Linked DNA regions of Mus musculus: region 2 is linked to region 1. Evidence: chromatin contacts called from ENCODE Hi-C or POLR2A ChIA-PET data. All regions are on one chromosome and are shown on one strand. The core of a region is the stretch at or near the end of the contact, and the rest is flanking DNA. Distances in the headings are between cores, read along the strand shown. Region 1 holds the start of Cabin1 (calcineurin binding protein 1). Region 2 holds the start of Smarcb1 (SWI/SNF related, matrix associated, actin dependent regulator of chromatin, subfamily b, member 1).

Region 1 (7,581 bases), core at 3,488-5,987:
TGGCACGTATACATACATACATACAGATATGCGCGCACACACACACACACACCTTTCCATAAACATTATTACAACCAAGAGAGTCCTGATCAAAGCCTAAGGGCTGGGACCTGCATTCAGATCCTCAGCATGTATCTGTAAGCCTAGAACTAGGAGCAGAGACAAGACGACCCTGGAGCTCTCAGGCCAGCCAGTGCAGCTACTAATAAGTCAACCTTCAGTGAGAGATCAGTCTTAAAAGGTGGAGCATGACTTCTAACATTCATCAATGACCTAAACACAAACATACACAGAAATATATACACAAACGTGTATACACATGCAAACCATACACACACACATATGCATATATAAACACATATGTGTGTGTACATGGTCTATTATTCACTACCATCAGCAACAAGAAGGAAGAGCCATGTATTTAAAATCCAACTCTAGCAGGTATAGTGGCCAGCAAGCAGGAGGACTCTTAAGTTCAAGTATAGCCTGAGCTATATAGAGACCCTGTCTAACAAAAACCTTCTAGGTAAGTCAGGTGTGGTGGCACACACCTTTAATCCCAGCACTTGGGAGGCAAAAGCAGGTGGATTTCTGAGTTCAAGGCCAGCCTGGTCTACGGAGTGAGTTCCAGGACAGCCAGAACTACAGAGAAACCCTGTCTTGAAAAACCAAAAAAAAAAAACCAAAACAACAACAACAAAACTTCTAGGTAAAAGTGAGTCAATCGAAAATAAAAGAAACATAACAAAATATAAAAATTAAATCATACAGTTATTTCCATAAACAGACAGCTTAGCATTTACAAGTGCGGGCTGTGTTGGCTGCCCTGGCCGAGGACCAAGGTTTAGCTCACATATCAGATGGCTCACAACCTCCTGTATGCCAGTTCTAAGGGATCCAAGCCCTCTTCTGGCCTCTACAGGTACTGTATGCTCATGGTGCACATACAGACAAGCAGATACATATTAAGGTGTTTTAAAATAAATTTACTTCTTTAAAGAAAAATGACCAAATTCAATAGCTATGAACACAACCAAAAAGAAAAAAATTGAAAAAAAAATGGGAAAAGAAGAATAACATCTTGTCATGAAAAAATAGAAATAAATACCTTGGTCCTAAAGCCAAAACAGTATTAATGGAAAAAACACTCCACACATACACAGCACACCATTAGTACATACACAGCACACCACTAGTACATATGCAGCACACCATTAGTACATACACAGGCCATTAATACACACACAGCACACCATTAGTACACACACAGCACACCATTAGTACACACACAGCACACCATTAGTACACACACAGCACACCATTAGTACACACACAGCACACCATTAGTACACACACAGCACACCATTAGTACACACACAGCACACCATTAGTATACACACAGCACACCATTAGCTGATGAGTACAGAGCTGGAACCTGGCTCAGCAACAAAGAGCATGGATTGCTCCAGAAGAGAACATAGTTTGGTTCCCAGCACCAACATCAAGTAGCTCCAGCCATCTTTACCTCCAGCTCCTGAGGAGCTGATGCACATCTCGGGCCTCCCTGAGCAACCACATCATGTGCACATACCCACACACATACGTAATTTTAAAATTAAAATAATTTAAAGATAATAATGATAATTTAATGTAAAAATTGATTCATACAAACCATAAATAGACAATATGATAGTGCAGAAAATCCTATTGGCAGGACCAACAAGATAAAGTCCTTAGTAAGAGATCTGCAATGTACACAGGGAAAATTGTAGAACACAACTCAGAGTGTGACTCCTGTGTAACGCATCTCTTCTCCTCAGGTAGGATACAAGGTGTCAGTTCTCCCGAAGTTACCACATAAACCTCATGCAGTGCCCCCCAAAACCGAGATAACAGACAAGATGACATCAAGGACCATCTAGAAAAATAAAAATGTAAGACTACCTAAGTACAAAGTGAAAAAAAAAAACCTGCTAAGAAGAGAATAAGCTTTATCCAATGTTATAAACACAAACTATAACACATGCTACATAAAGCCTTAAGGGATGAAATGAGAGGAAGCAGCACATGTTGCCACAGAGAGGTCAGGTCCAGAGTTACACTCCAGTGTGCATGTGCTGCGCTTGAGGGTCAACTTCAGCATGTTCCCCAAAAGATTCCTGGGCCTCGGTGGGTCAATGCTGGCAGACAGTGTGACCTTTAAGAAGTGATGCTTACAGCAAACGCCTTGACTGCTGCGAGATGGCTAGGATGATAAAGGAACAGGAATTGGATCCCCGGAAACCACATGGACAAAGCTGTCCTCTGAGCTCCAATGGTGCTGCGGCACTCAGGCCCCACCGTCATCTCATACACAAGATTAATCTATCAGTTAATCAAACACTTTTTTTTAAAGCTGGGATTGGAGGCCTGTCATCCCAGCATTCAGGAGAATGAGGAACCTGAAGGATGGTTCAAATTCAAGGACATCCTAGTTTCACAAAACTTACTTCATCATATACTTTATGCACATAGCCGGAAGATAATTTTACATAAAATGTTTAATAATTTGTACATGGAACAAAGTATCATGGTACAGAATTTCCACAGTCATCTCTGCACTCAAAAGTTTTGGATTTGGGGGAAATTAAGATTTTCAGACTAGGATGCTTAATCTATAATCACTTATCAATTCCCAGCCTAACTGTTGCAGTTTTCTAAGAATAACACATTTTAAATTCTCAAGTTTCGCCGGGCATGGTGGTGCACGCCTTTAATCCCAGCACTCAGGAGGCAGAGGCAGGCGGATTTCTGAGTTCGAGGCCAGCATGGTCTACAGAGTGAGTTCCAGGACAGCCAGAGTTACACAGAGAAACCCTGTCTCCAAAAAAAAAAAAAAATCTCAAGTTTCTAACCCCCACCCTACCCTTTTTTTTCTTCTTCTTCTTTTAAACACAGAATCTATGTAGTGCCAGTTGACTGGGCCTGGACTTGCTATATAGACCAGACTGAGAGAGATAAACACATGCCTTTGCCTCCTGCGTTCTGAGATTAAAAGCGTGCACTGACATAGCAGGTCTGTTTCCAAACTCTATGAAGTTTCCATTGCTTAAGATCATAGTAAAGAAAAGCTATTTATGGCCCTCAGCTCTGCCATCCAGTTAGTGAAAGGCAACCAAGGGGCCTACTAGGGTCTAGGAGCCTGGCAATTTTTCTTGTCAGGGATAAGGGAGTTTTCAAGGTAGGGTCTCCCTGTGTAGCTCTGACTATCCTGGAACTTGCTCTGTTCCACCTGTCTCGGCCTCCACAGTGCTTGGGATTAAAGGCACACACACCATTACACACAGTGTGATGGTTTGCATATGCTTGGCCCAGGGAGTGGCACTATTTGGATGTGTGGCCTTGTTAGAGGTGTGTCACTGTGGGAGTGGGATTTTATACCCTAGTCCTAGCTTCCTGGAAGTCAGTCTTCTGTTAGCAGCCTTCAGATGAAGATGTAGAGCTCTCAGCTCCTCCTGCACCATGCCTGCCTGGATGCTGCCATGTTCTCGACTTGATGATAATGGACTGAACCTCTGAACCTGTAAGCCAGCCGCAATTAAATGTTGTCCTTTATAAAACTTGCCTTGGTCATGGTGTCTGTTCACAGCAGTAAAACCCTAACTATGACACCTGACTTCTGGCAGTCTTGAGGTTATGGTAGAACTGTGTGTGAGAGACTGACTTAACATAAATGCCCCTCTCTATGCCTGTTTCCTCTATGATGTGACATGCTGGTCTAGACATGGCCTGTAGGTTCACCATCCACTGCTATTATACAGCCCGAAAGGAGGATTTTTTTTTCTTTTTTACATTTCTAATGAGGAAAACAACCAGCCAACCAACCAACCTCTTGATTCATGACAATTACATAAAAATTATTTCCATTCAGCTTTCAGTATCTATAAATAAAATTATAGTGACACACTGTCTCATATATTGTCTTTGACTTTATTAATGAAACAATTGAACAGCCACCCCAAATCTAAAACACTTACCATTAAAAGTATTGTTTTTTTTTAAATTAAATTTACAACATAAAATATAAATCTATCTACAAGAGTGTGCCAACCCCTGAAGGAGATCATTCTAAATTTTATTCCTAAGCAAATTAATCAATCACATAGAAGGAACTTTACCCAGATGAGGTTCAATAGGCCACACTGATGACCTATAAGAAGTCACGTCTTGAAGAGTTAAGCGGCAAAGTCCACAAGTGCAGAAACCTGACAGCGCCAGGTGAAGTCGTTCTACCTGCCTCCTCCATGGAGGGTGTTGAGCAGAATGGCTGCAGTCGGGGTAAGCCGCACCGGAACTTTAAAGTCGTTTAAAACCTTCCCTCGGCCTCAGTTTCCACCCCTGGAAATGGTACTCACATCACACTCACCTCGCTGGGCTGCGGTGAAGGTGAACGAAAGGACGCACCGAAAGGGATGGCTTCGAGCTGCGGTCACTGTGACCCACCCTAGGCGCCACCGGGCGAGGCTGCGGGAAGCGAGAAGAAGCCAGCGTGGGCAGAAGACCCGCGCCCGTGCCTTCGGGTCTCGAGCCTGGCTTCGGCCCACCGCGCCCGGGAGGAAGGGGAAGAGCGGGTCTTCTCGCGTGGTTCCACCTCCTCGCGCTCACGGGAGCCGTGCGCACACTTAGCAGACACACACAGCCCTTGCTCCCCGGAACTCGACCGGCGTCTCCAGGGCAACGGCCGGAGCTCCCAGACTCCTGCGCGCGACAAACCAACAAGGAACGCTCTCATTGGCTGAAGTGTCAGCCTTATCAGCCAATCGGAGTAGGCTGTTTGGGCGGACCCACGGGTTCGCTGTGCGCTGTGTCTTTGACTCGCGCGCGTGGGAACGCTGCTGCCTGCTGCTGCTGCGCTCCGCTACCTGCAGGACTTAACAGTTTTGTTTTATTTTGCTTTGGTTTTGTTGTTGCTATTGTGTTTTATTTTGGTCTGGTTTGTTTTAAGCAGTGTCTCACTAGTGCAGCCCAAACTAGCTTCGAACTCGTGGCTATCCTCCGGCTTCGGACTCCGGCTTGCTAAGGTTACTGGCCATCACATACTACCACTTGCACGCACGCTTTATGAACGCGAGTTTACAAACTAGAACCCCCCCCCCCCCCATTCACTAAAACAAGCGCATTGCTGCCAAAGACCCGGAGCAGGTGTTCTGACGATAATGATTGGAAACCCAAGCGACACGCAAGCAGAACTAGATAGGGAGCTGGAACTTGTTATGGTGCCCAGGCCTCGCCTCTTCTGCCTGGTCTGGAACTCCGTATTTACAGGCTCTCCGACTCACAAAGATAAGCCTGCCTCTGTCTCCCAAGAGCAGGGATTAGATACATGAACGACTTAGAAACGCAAATGATTTAAAAACCAAAGGGCGGGGGAGCAGACCCGCTTAAGAAACGTGTCAGAGAAGTTTACCGGTTTTTGAGCAGAAAAACCTGATAAGGAGAGGTTAGTATTTTGGGAGTTGATGCAACCCTTTAGGGAGGAGCTCCACACTGCTGGAATCCCTGGTGGCAAAGTATCCCACAAGAATGATTTAAATAACACTAAGGGGCTGCAGAGCCGTCTTGGCAGTTCAGAGCACTGGCTTCTCTTCCAGGGGACCTTGGTTTGAAGACCAGCATTGGCACAGCTCACAACCGGCTGTAATTTCAGTTCAAGAGTTCAAGACGATCTCCAACGCCCTCTTCTGGCTTCTTCTGGAACTGCACAATGTGGTACACAGCCATACATGCAAGCAAAACACTCATACACATAATTTTTTTTAAAAAAAGGTTTGTTTACTTTATGAATGTAAGTACACAATATCTGTATTCAGACACACCAGAAGAGGGCATCGGATCCCATTACAGATGGTTGCAAGCCACCATGTTGGGAATTGAACTCAGGAACTCTGAAAGAACACATTAAAATTTTTTTTTTTTTTTTTTTTTGGTTTTTTGAGACAGGGTTTCTCTGTATAGCCCTGGCTATCCTGGAACTCTGTAGACCAGGCTAGCCTCGAACTCAGAAATCCACCTGCCTCTGCCTCCCAAGTGCTGGGATTAAAGGCGTGTGCCAACACTGCCCAGCTCACATAAAATTTTTAACAATGAATGTTACGGCTTTTTTCCCCCATATTGTAAGAGTTTGAAAACTTATTTAAAGCTGGGCATGGTGGCACACGCCTTTAATCCTAGCACTTGGGAAGCAGAGGCAGAGTGACCAGGTGATCTCTGTGAGTTCCAAGACACCCAGGGTAACACAAGGTAACACAAACCCTGTGTAGAAAAACAAAAACCAAACAACAACAACAAAATGCGGGGGGCGGGGGAGCAAGGCTTGTTTAAAAAGAAAACATTAACAGTAAGAATCATGGTGCATAATTCAATCAGTCTGGTACAAAGAAAACAACCTTATTAATATTCCAAGAGGTTAAAAAATATATTACCAACTTTGACTTCAGAAAAGTATAGACTGGAGGTTGGAGAACACCAACTGGCTCTTCCAGAGGTCCTGAGTTCAATTCCCAGCAACCACATGGTGGCTCACAACCATCTGTAATGGGATCTGATGCCCTCTTCTGGTGTGTCTGAAGACAGCGACAGTGTACCCACATACATAAAAGAAAAAAAAAAAAGTATAGACTGCAAGAGGGTAGAGGAACAGAAAGAAAAATTATTAAAATTGTGTAAACAGTGAGTCTTGGTGGTGAGACTTCTGCCTGTGCACACTCGGGAAGCTGGGGCAGGAGGATCACTTCAAGTTCAAGGCTAGCCTGTTTTACACAACAGATTCAGGTCAGTCAGGGCCACCTAGAAAGAGCCATTCTCAAAACCACAAATATAGCACGAATAGTATAGTATGCTTATTGGATCCAGTTTCCATCACTCGGTTCTTGAAAAATAGACCCCATGCCGGGGTCTACAGGGTAAGGGTTCAAAGGTGAAAGAAATATTGATCATGCCAGAGCCTCAAACAGAACAGAATTGACAGAGAGATAGCTCGGAGCTACCTTGGGGTGGGGAGAACATTTGAGAAGTGAGAGACCTTTCTATGCAAGCCGACAGGTAATATCAGTGTATGTGGTAGGGGTGACAGATTCAATATGGTAAGACTGTTTGTCTTCCATTCCCGCTGAGTTCCCGCTGAGAGGTCCATGTCAGTGCCATCCTCAGGTGTCCTCAGAATTCCAACACCCGCTGGTAGAGAGAAGAGGTTGGCTTATCAGTCTCAGAAACTAAATGAGCTCCAGTCAGCCTCTCAAACTTAGAAGATGCACAGCTTTCTTTCCGCCCTGCTTAGCTGCTTTGTTAGCTTGAAGCAAGCTAGAGTCACCAGGGAAGAGGAACCTCAGCTGAGACAGTGCGCCCATCAGATTCCTCTCTAGGCAAAGTCTATAAAAAGTCTAGAGGGTGTGTTCTTGATTAATAATTGGTGTGGGAAGACCCAGCCCGTTGTGGGAGGTGCCACCACTAGTCAGATGATCCTGGGTTGTGTATGAAAGCAGACAGAAGACTCTTAGGTCAAAATGGCGGGTCAATCTGCTGTTGCAGCATCAAGCAAGTGGC
Region 2 (7,581 bases), core at 3,027-5,526, 160 kb after region 1:
AAAAGCACTATATTAGTAATCCCTAGCCTATCCTATAAATCACGACTTCCCCCAAGTAACAGCGTCAGTTTGTTTGTAGTGATACTGTAAATATGGCCTTCATAAGAAGCCTGTCCTGTGGGTTTTTTAAAGATATGCTACGGTCTCACTGACTATTCAGAAATGCTATTTTCAGAGTCACACTGTGAGGACAACCAATAGATGGGTGTGAGGTGCTCACTCTGACAGTGAATCTAGGCCTTGTTACTCACCTGTCAAGTGCTTAAAAACCCTGACATTTTTCCCCTAAGACAGATTCTCACCATGTAGCCCTAGCTGGCCAAGAACTCACTATGTAGACAAGGCTGTCCTTGAATCAGAGATGGACTGGACCTGCCTCTGCTCACAGAATACTGGGATTAAAGGCACGCACAGCCACACCAAGCCCTCAAGTCTGGATTCTGCTTTAGAAAGGATCATTTCTATTATTCTTTTAATCGTATCTATGTATCTAGCATACATTTATTAAGTGAAAGTAGTCTCTGCACTTTCCTTCCAGAAAAGATTTCCATGACCAACAGCCAGAGCTGTTAAGCCCAAGAGCCAAACAGTCTATACAGAACACTGAAGACTCCTTGTTGCTGTTTGGCTTGTGGGTCATTATCACCCAAAGGTAAAAGTACTGTTTCCATTCATATTTAGAAAAAAGTTAGCACCAGGCAGTGGTGGCGCACACCTTTAATCCGAGCACTTGGGAGGCAGAGGCAGGCGGATTTCTGAGTTAGAGGCCAGCCTGGTCTACAGAGAGTGAGTTTCAGGACAGCCAGGGCTACACAGAGAAACCCTGTCTCAAAAAACAAAAAACAAACAAACAAATTTAGAAAAAAGTTAGCAATACGATCAGCTATTTTTTTCCTACATAGTCCTGGTTGGCCTGGACTCACTATATAGACCAGGCTGTCCTTGAACTGACAAAGGTGGGCCTACTGGGTACTAGGACTAAAGGAATGCACTGCAAAGTAGTCCCCCATGGCTACAGCGAGGGTCCTGTACCATAAACCCTAACACCAGGCTGGGCCACTTGGCCCTCTTTGGAATACTAAATAAAGATTCTGGACTTGGACATTGATTTCTCCTGTGGCAGATGACAGGATGACAGGGGCACAGTCATATCCACTGAGAGCATCCTCCCCAAGCAGCTCCACAGACATCAGACACAGCTGCTACTGTTACTGTGTCTGCCCATCTGTCTGAATACTGAATTCATTTTCTATGACAAAGGGACCGAGGGCCATCCATCATCCATACAATCCTGCCATAGGAACTGAAGACAGAAAGTACTGTATGACCCTCTGTTCTTCCCAAAATCAAAGCCAGGCCCCAAAGAGTGAGAAAACTGTCCATTTTGGTTTTCGTATAACTATTCTCAATCAACTGGGAAGGCCAAGAGTCAAGAGGCCAAAGGAAGGTTGTGGTTAGCTTTCTAAAACCTAAACCATGCCGTGCCAATGACCTCAAAACACAAGATTTCCAGTGTAAGCATCTCAGATGCTTAAGAAAAGTAAAACCAGCCAAGAAGGCGCGCTCAGTGCAAGACCATGTGCTTAGCGTGTACAAGGCTCTAGGTTCCCCAGCATGAGAAATGAGAACTGAGGAAGACAGAGAAAGAGGGCAAGGGTCAGGAGGCAGAGCAAGCTGTCACTACACCTCCCGAGGCTCTTCCCACCTGACCAGGAGCTGTCTTTCAGTCTCTCCACCACATGAGAATTTTCTTTTCAAAACTAGGGCTGAGGCCAGATTTACCCCTTCACTGGTCAGTTCAGGTAAATAAACATCTTTGAAGAAACTCTTCTGCATAGACTATTTAAAGTCCTTAACTGCCATACGCACCACACCTTGCACTTGAGCAAATGCCTAGTGGCCAACAAGGACCCTTCTGAGCTGTGAGAGATGTCCCCAGCACAGCCACTGTGGAACAGAGGCACAGAGGTGACAGTGTGATCAGTCTTGGCGGCTTGAGTTTTTTGTTTAATGGAAGATGGTGAAAACGGAAACTCTAAGTCTGGATGTTTCTGACAACATTGGTCTCACAACCTGATTCAACCGACACACTAATAAAATGGAGTGTATGTCACTGAATAGCTGCCAGAGGTAACGGCTGGCAGTCTGAAATGCCATTAGCTCTCCAGGGTGGGCACTTACCTCTTTACACATGTTACATGTCTACTGGATGACATTCACACATCTGAATTTTATCTTTTTGTTATTATTATTCCTTTCAAGACAAGATCTCACTACGTAGGCCAGGCTGGACTCAAAATCACCCTCTACTTCTGCCTCCTGAGTGTTCAGATTAAAGGTGCAGCCCAGTGCACTTAATAAACAAACAAACAAAAAAAGAGTAAGAAAGAAAGAAAAAAAAATAAGCCACATAAACTGGGTGTAGTGACACCAAGTGCTTTGATCCTGGCACTCAGAGGCAGGAGGATTTCTGTGAGTTCAAGTGCCAGGTCTACAAAGTGGAGCTACAAGGCAGCCAGTTACACGATGAGATCTTGTCTCAAAAAGAAGGGGGGATGGGGCTGGTGAGATGGCTCACCAGTTAAAAGCACTGACTGCTTTTCTGAAGGTCCCGAGTTCAATTCCCAGCAACCACGTGGTGGCTCACAACCACCTGTAATGAGATTTGATGCTCTCTTCTGGGGTGTCTGAAGACCGCTACAGTGTACTCATAGACATAAAATAAATAAATAAATAAATAAATCGAAAAGAAAAGAAAAGAAAAGAAAAGGAAGGAAGAAAGAAAGAGAGGAGGGGAGGAGAGACATAAACTGGTTGGGGGTTGCCCTTAGATGGAATGAAGTTAGTTTGAGATAGACAATCTGCACCAAAAAAAAAAAAAAAAAAAAAAAAGGTAGAAAGAAAGAAATTTCAGCTGAGCAGTGGTGGCACACGCCTTTAATCCCAGCACTCAGGAGGCAGAGGCAGGCACATTTCTGCCAGCCTGGTCTACAGAGTGAGTTCCAGGACAGCCAGGGCTACACAGAGAAACTGTCTCGAAGAAGAAAAAGAAAAGAAAAACAAAAAAAACAAAAAAACACAAAGATTTGGCTGGTCTCTAGGGTTAATTGAAGGGATTTTCTAAGGTTGTGGTTCTCAACCTTCCTAATGCTGTGACCCTTTAATACAGTTTCTCATGTTGTAATGACCCCCTCCACCATAAACTTTTTTCGTTGCTACTTCATAACTCTAATTTTTGCTACAGTTACGAATCATAATGTAAATACCTAATATGCAGGATCTTTGATATGCGACCCCTGTGAAAAGGGTAGTGGCTGGCGCACAGGTGCGATCCTAAGGAACCCTGTCCACCTGACTGCACAGAAGCTGTCTCTTCTAGCTCTGGGTTCTGGGTTAGCGACCCTTCAGATTTATCCCCTATAAAAACTCAAAATTAGTTCACTGATCTCCAAAACGTTAGTGCTTCCGACCTCAGGGCCTCAATCCACTCAAAAGCAAACATGTCCAATCACTTTCTAAACATCATAAAAGCTCTCTGCAGTCCACCTCGCAAGCAACAACACAAAGGGGAAGAGGCTTTCCTAAGCTTCGGGCTTACAAGTAGAGATTTCGAGACCGGGGCAGTGGGGTGCACGAGAGCTGCCAAAGGGTTCAAGGGCAGTGTTGCACCTCCACTTCCAAGCGCCCAGGGGCTTCCCGAACATCCTTTCCCCATCTGCCTAGAGTGTACCGGCTCGACGCTCTAAGCTAGGACAGATGCTTAGGGTCTGAACAACGTTAAGTGGGTAAAGAAAACCCAGGACGGTCCAGGCGGGACCGGCCACGCCCACCAGGCCACGCCCCAGCTGCGAGCACGCGCCCGCCTCCGCGATGAATGGAGGCGCGCTCTCGGGGAGCACTAGCCCGCCCCGGGACTCGAGCCGGCCAGCCGCTGCCCGGGAAGCCGAGAACGCGCCGCGGGCTACCTCGGAGCCGATCATGTAGAACTCCCCGTCGTCCTCCAGCTGAAACTTGACGGGCTTCTGCCCGAAGGTCTTGCTCAACGCCATCATCATCATGGCGGCGGGGGAAACCGGCAGCCGGGGTCGAGCTGGAAAGAATCCGGTGGGCTAGGGCGGGGCCGAGGCGCGTCGGACCGAAAGGAACGGAGGCCTGGAGGTGAAGGTCGGGCAGGGCAAGCCGGGCGAACCGGGCGAGCGCTCGTGTCACTACTGGGCTCCTTGGCCGTCTCTGCAACGAGCAGGCCGCCCTCGGTGCGCATGCGTGGAGAAGCTGACGCTAACGTGCGCGCCGCAGCCTGCGCGACTCAAGGCCGAGCGCGTTCCCGCAAGCCCTTAAAGGGACCCGAGTTCTTTTTTGCTTCCTAGGCTTCCTCCCTGGGCGGGTAAGGAGGAAAACCTCTCAGCGACCGAAATAGCCACTGAGGCCCTGACTCAGGCGGTAGCTTTCCTAGTCGCATAGCCAGAGCTGGCACTCCGCCCCGGGATGAAGGAAAAAAATGAGACGTTAAGCGAGGAGAAGGACCGCTCTATCTGGAAGCCCGAGGGAAGCTGGGTGGGCATGGCGACCCCACGCTAGCGCCTCAGGTTTTCCACCCGAAAGTGCGTTAGGAATAGCTAGCTATCCACTCCAGGCCAACAGCAGTTCCCGAGGCAGTAGGGATGGGAAGAATGACAATACTGGATGGAGGTTGGTACTATTCAAAGATCTAGGTGATGTGCCAGATGAACGGGAGGAGGCACTTGCATTCCTTCCTTACCTCTGCAAGCTTGGTGCCCACAAGCCCAGCCCTGGTCTGTGCCTCTGCCCGCCTTGGGGCATAACAGCCCCGAGAGAAGACAGTGCTTCTGGAACGTGTCCAAGCAGTCCACCCCCTGTTGAACAGAGCCGTGACTCCAAAATGTTTAATGTTTATTGTAGCACTATTACAGGAGCTTAAGTTATAGCCTAGCCTAGGTAGCTATTCAACAATAGAGGAATGGATGAAGAAAATGTAGTCTAGGCTGGGTGTGGTGGTGCAAGCTTTTAGCTTCAGTTCCAAGACAGTCAGGGATATGTTGAGCAACTCTGTCCCAGAAAACAAAAAAGAGTGTGAAATGTGTGTACATGTGTTTTTTGTTTTTCAGCCACAAAAGTGAAATTACATTGTTTTCAGGAAAATGGATGCAACTAAGATATCATATTAAACAAATCAGGCCAGTCTCAGAAAGACAAATACGTTTTCTCTCATTTGTGCTTTCTAGATTTTCCTTAGATACATAAAATATGTATTCCACAGAACATTAAAGTAAAAGTGACATTGTGTATGGGAGCAAAGGGACTAACAACCTAGTGTAGGGGAGGTGGGGGCATGGTGGGATGTGCAAAATACAAACACTTCTCTGAAAGCAGCAGGACAAACAGTGGCCAGCTTCATAAGGGTCAGTCTAATGAGACTGCAATTGTGACTGGGGTCATGATGAAGGAGATGTTAAAGAACTAGGAAAGGCTGTGGTAACCAGGAGTTTGCCCACTGATCTCACAGCCATGGGAACCAGAGGGTTAAGGGCCAGGGGTGGCTCACACTTTTAATCCCAGAACTCCAGAGTCATAGGCAGGCAGACCTCTGTGGGTCCCAGGACAGTCAGGGATGTATAATGAGACCATGCCTCCCTCAGCTCCCACCCCCAGTAGTTAGGCATGATCTGATAAAATGATACTGCTTTTGCTGAGACAGCCAGTCAGTTAGAAAGCCACTGTGGGTATACCTCTATTTGTTCAGGAATGGGACAGGAGAGACTCTAAATATGGGTCCTAGCCCCAGGGAAACAGTCTTGGGGCACAAAGGCTCTAACCCTTACTCCCAAATCTTGACTGCAAATTGCAAAGAAAAACAGACAGGCGCTTAGAAAACACTCATGTTTAATGACAGTCTTGGCTTTTTTGGGTTTTGTTTTTTGTTTTTTTAAAAAAGTCTTTATACACTGTATACACATGTACATGGCTTAGAGGGTACCTGTGCTAGGAAGAGGGCCCCAGAAAGAAATGGCCTGGGGCAAGGCTGTGAGGTATGTGGGGCCTTTGAGGTTCCGTGTCTCTGGGAGGAAGCAGCTGCCTCCTTGGCTGGCTGTGTACCTTTTGGCCTGAGTTCCAGGAAGCACTTGTCTGAATCACCTGCCAGAATATGATCAGTTCACTATCTCTCCAGAGCTGACTTACCAGGAAAGATACTGGTCCAGTTGCTTAGCAGGGGCAGCATGGTACCCTGGGCATCTCATTACCAACACCACTCCCAACAGGAACCTCATTGCAGGTGATTCCTGAGTTTGTGTGGGGGTTCTACTTTGAGGGACAGAGATGGAGACCTTGGGCAACCAGGCTGACTGTGGATTATTGGTAGCTGAAATATTGCCAGCCCAAAACCTCCCTTATTTTTAAGTAACACCAAAGCCTTTGCCTAGTCTGAGACAATTGTTGGCAGGTGACCATGACCAGCATGGTCGTTCCTACAAACAGTGGCTGCACCCCAACCCACTCCCCTGAGGAGACATAGGCCCTGTCTGTCCCATGCCTGAAGCCCAGAGCCACAGATATGGCTGTGGGTCTCTTACATGATCTAAGTGCCCTGGCAGGAGTCAGTACCCCTGAATGCATCCAAAGTGTTGTCAGCGGAAAGTATTGGCAGGCTCAGCACAGTCAAAGAAGTCAGGACCTACGGGGCGAGGAAAGCCTTCTAGGACCTTCACCTTCACGGGATCAAACTTCCAGTAGAGATGGCCACGAAGGAAGTAGGCATAGCCTGAAAAGAGAAGGACATCAGTCAGCCAGTGGATACTAAGCTCTGCACGAGCCTAGGGACACACACCATGCAGGCCTTGGTCACTAGTGAATTCTTTGGGATCTGCCGAGCTAGGCATGGTAGCTTCGTGTCTGTACTCCCTGGACTCAGAAGGTAGAGGCAAGAGGATAAGGAGTTCAAGGGCATCCTTAGCTACATACTAAGTTTGAGGCTAGCCTGGACTACAAGAGACCCTGCCTTCAAAATAAATAAGTTGCAGACTCCAGAGCTGGCTTTACTACAGCCTTCTTTCCCTCTGTCTGTCTGTCCACAGGGTCAGGTCCAGTCGGTACTGGGAACCTCAGCTCACTTCCTACCTTTCAGGAAAGTGAATATTGCCCCTGCTACAAAGCTCCCCCTTCTGTCCACACCACAGAAGGCAGTCCCAGAGATGGAGAGCCAGAGGCTACTCAAAGTAGTGCTCCCAGTGTTGGGAGGCACAGAAGCAGAGGAGAGTCGCAAGCAGGAGAGTTCTCTGCACTTAGGACTCAGCCTAGTGGTTCAGTGGTTGGGAGCAGGGACTAACAGGGACAGTACCATTGTTCATCTGGTATGTTTAGTGACCTTCTTGCCCATTCCTCTTGCCCCTCTGACACTATGCTGGTAAGAGCTGTTAAGGTCAGGCATGGTGGTGCACACCTTCCATCCCAGGCAGATCTCTATGAATTCAAGCCCAGCTTGGTCTACAAGGCAAGTCCCAGGTGAGCCAGAGATATGTAGTAAGACCATGCCTCAGACAAAAAGAACTGTGCAGGCCCAGCTTG

What was found. A loop is a pair of places that touch in the nucleus more often than their neighbours do. ChIA-PET counts read pairs that join two places held with the same protein, here RNA polymerase II (POLR2A).
Region 2: POLR2A ChIA-PET joins it to region 1 with 10 read pairs in Patski. The contact joins the promoter of Smarcb1 here to the promoter of Cabin1 in region 1. A Hi-C loop is called at or near these places in 1 of 37 maps with a recorded cell type or tissue (mouse trophoblast stem cell). POLR2A ChIA-PET finds 5 or more read pairs at or near these places in 4 of 5 experiments (Patski and embryonic stem cell).

The regions. Positions count from the first base shown.
Region 1 is chr10:75,759,620-75,767,200 of GRCm38, forward strand. It overlaps Cabin1 (calcineurin binding protein 1), which reads right to left and starts at 4,738. Exons shown (of 37, transcript NM_172549.3): 1 at 4,406-4,738. It also overlaps the pseudogene Gm19326.
Region 2 is chr10:75,917,338-75,924,918 of GRCm38, forward strand. It overlaps Smarcb1 (SWI/SNF related, matrix associated, actin dependent regulator of chromatin, subfamily b, member 1), which reads right to left and starts at 4,277. Exons shown (of 9, transcript NM_011418.2): 1 at 3,966-4,277. The coding sequence starts at 4,058. It overlaps Mmp11 (matrix metallopeptidase 11), which reads right to left. Exons shown (of 8, transcript NM_008606.3): 8 at 5,885-6,778. The coding sequence ends at 6,645.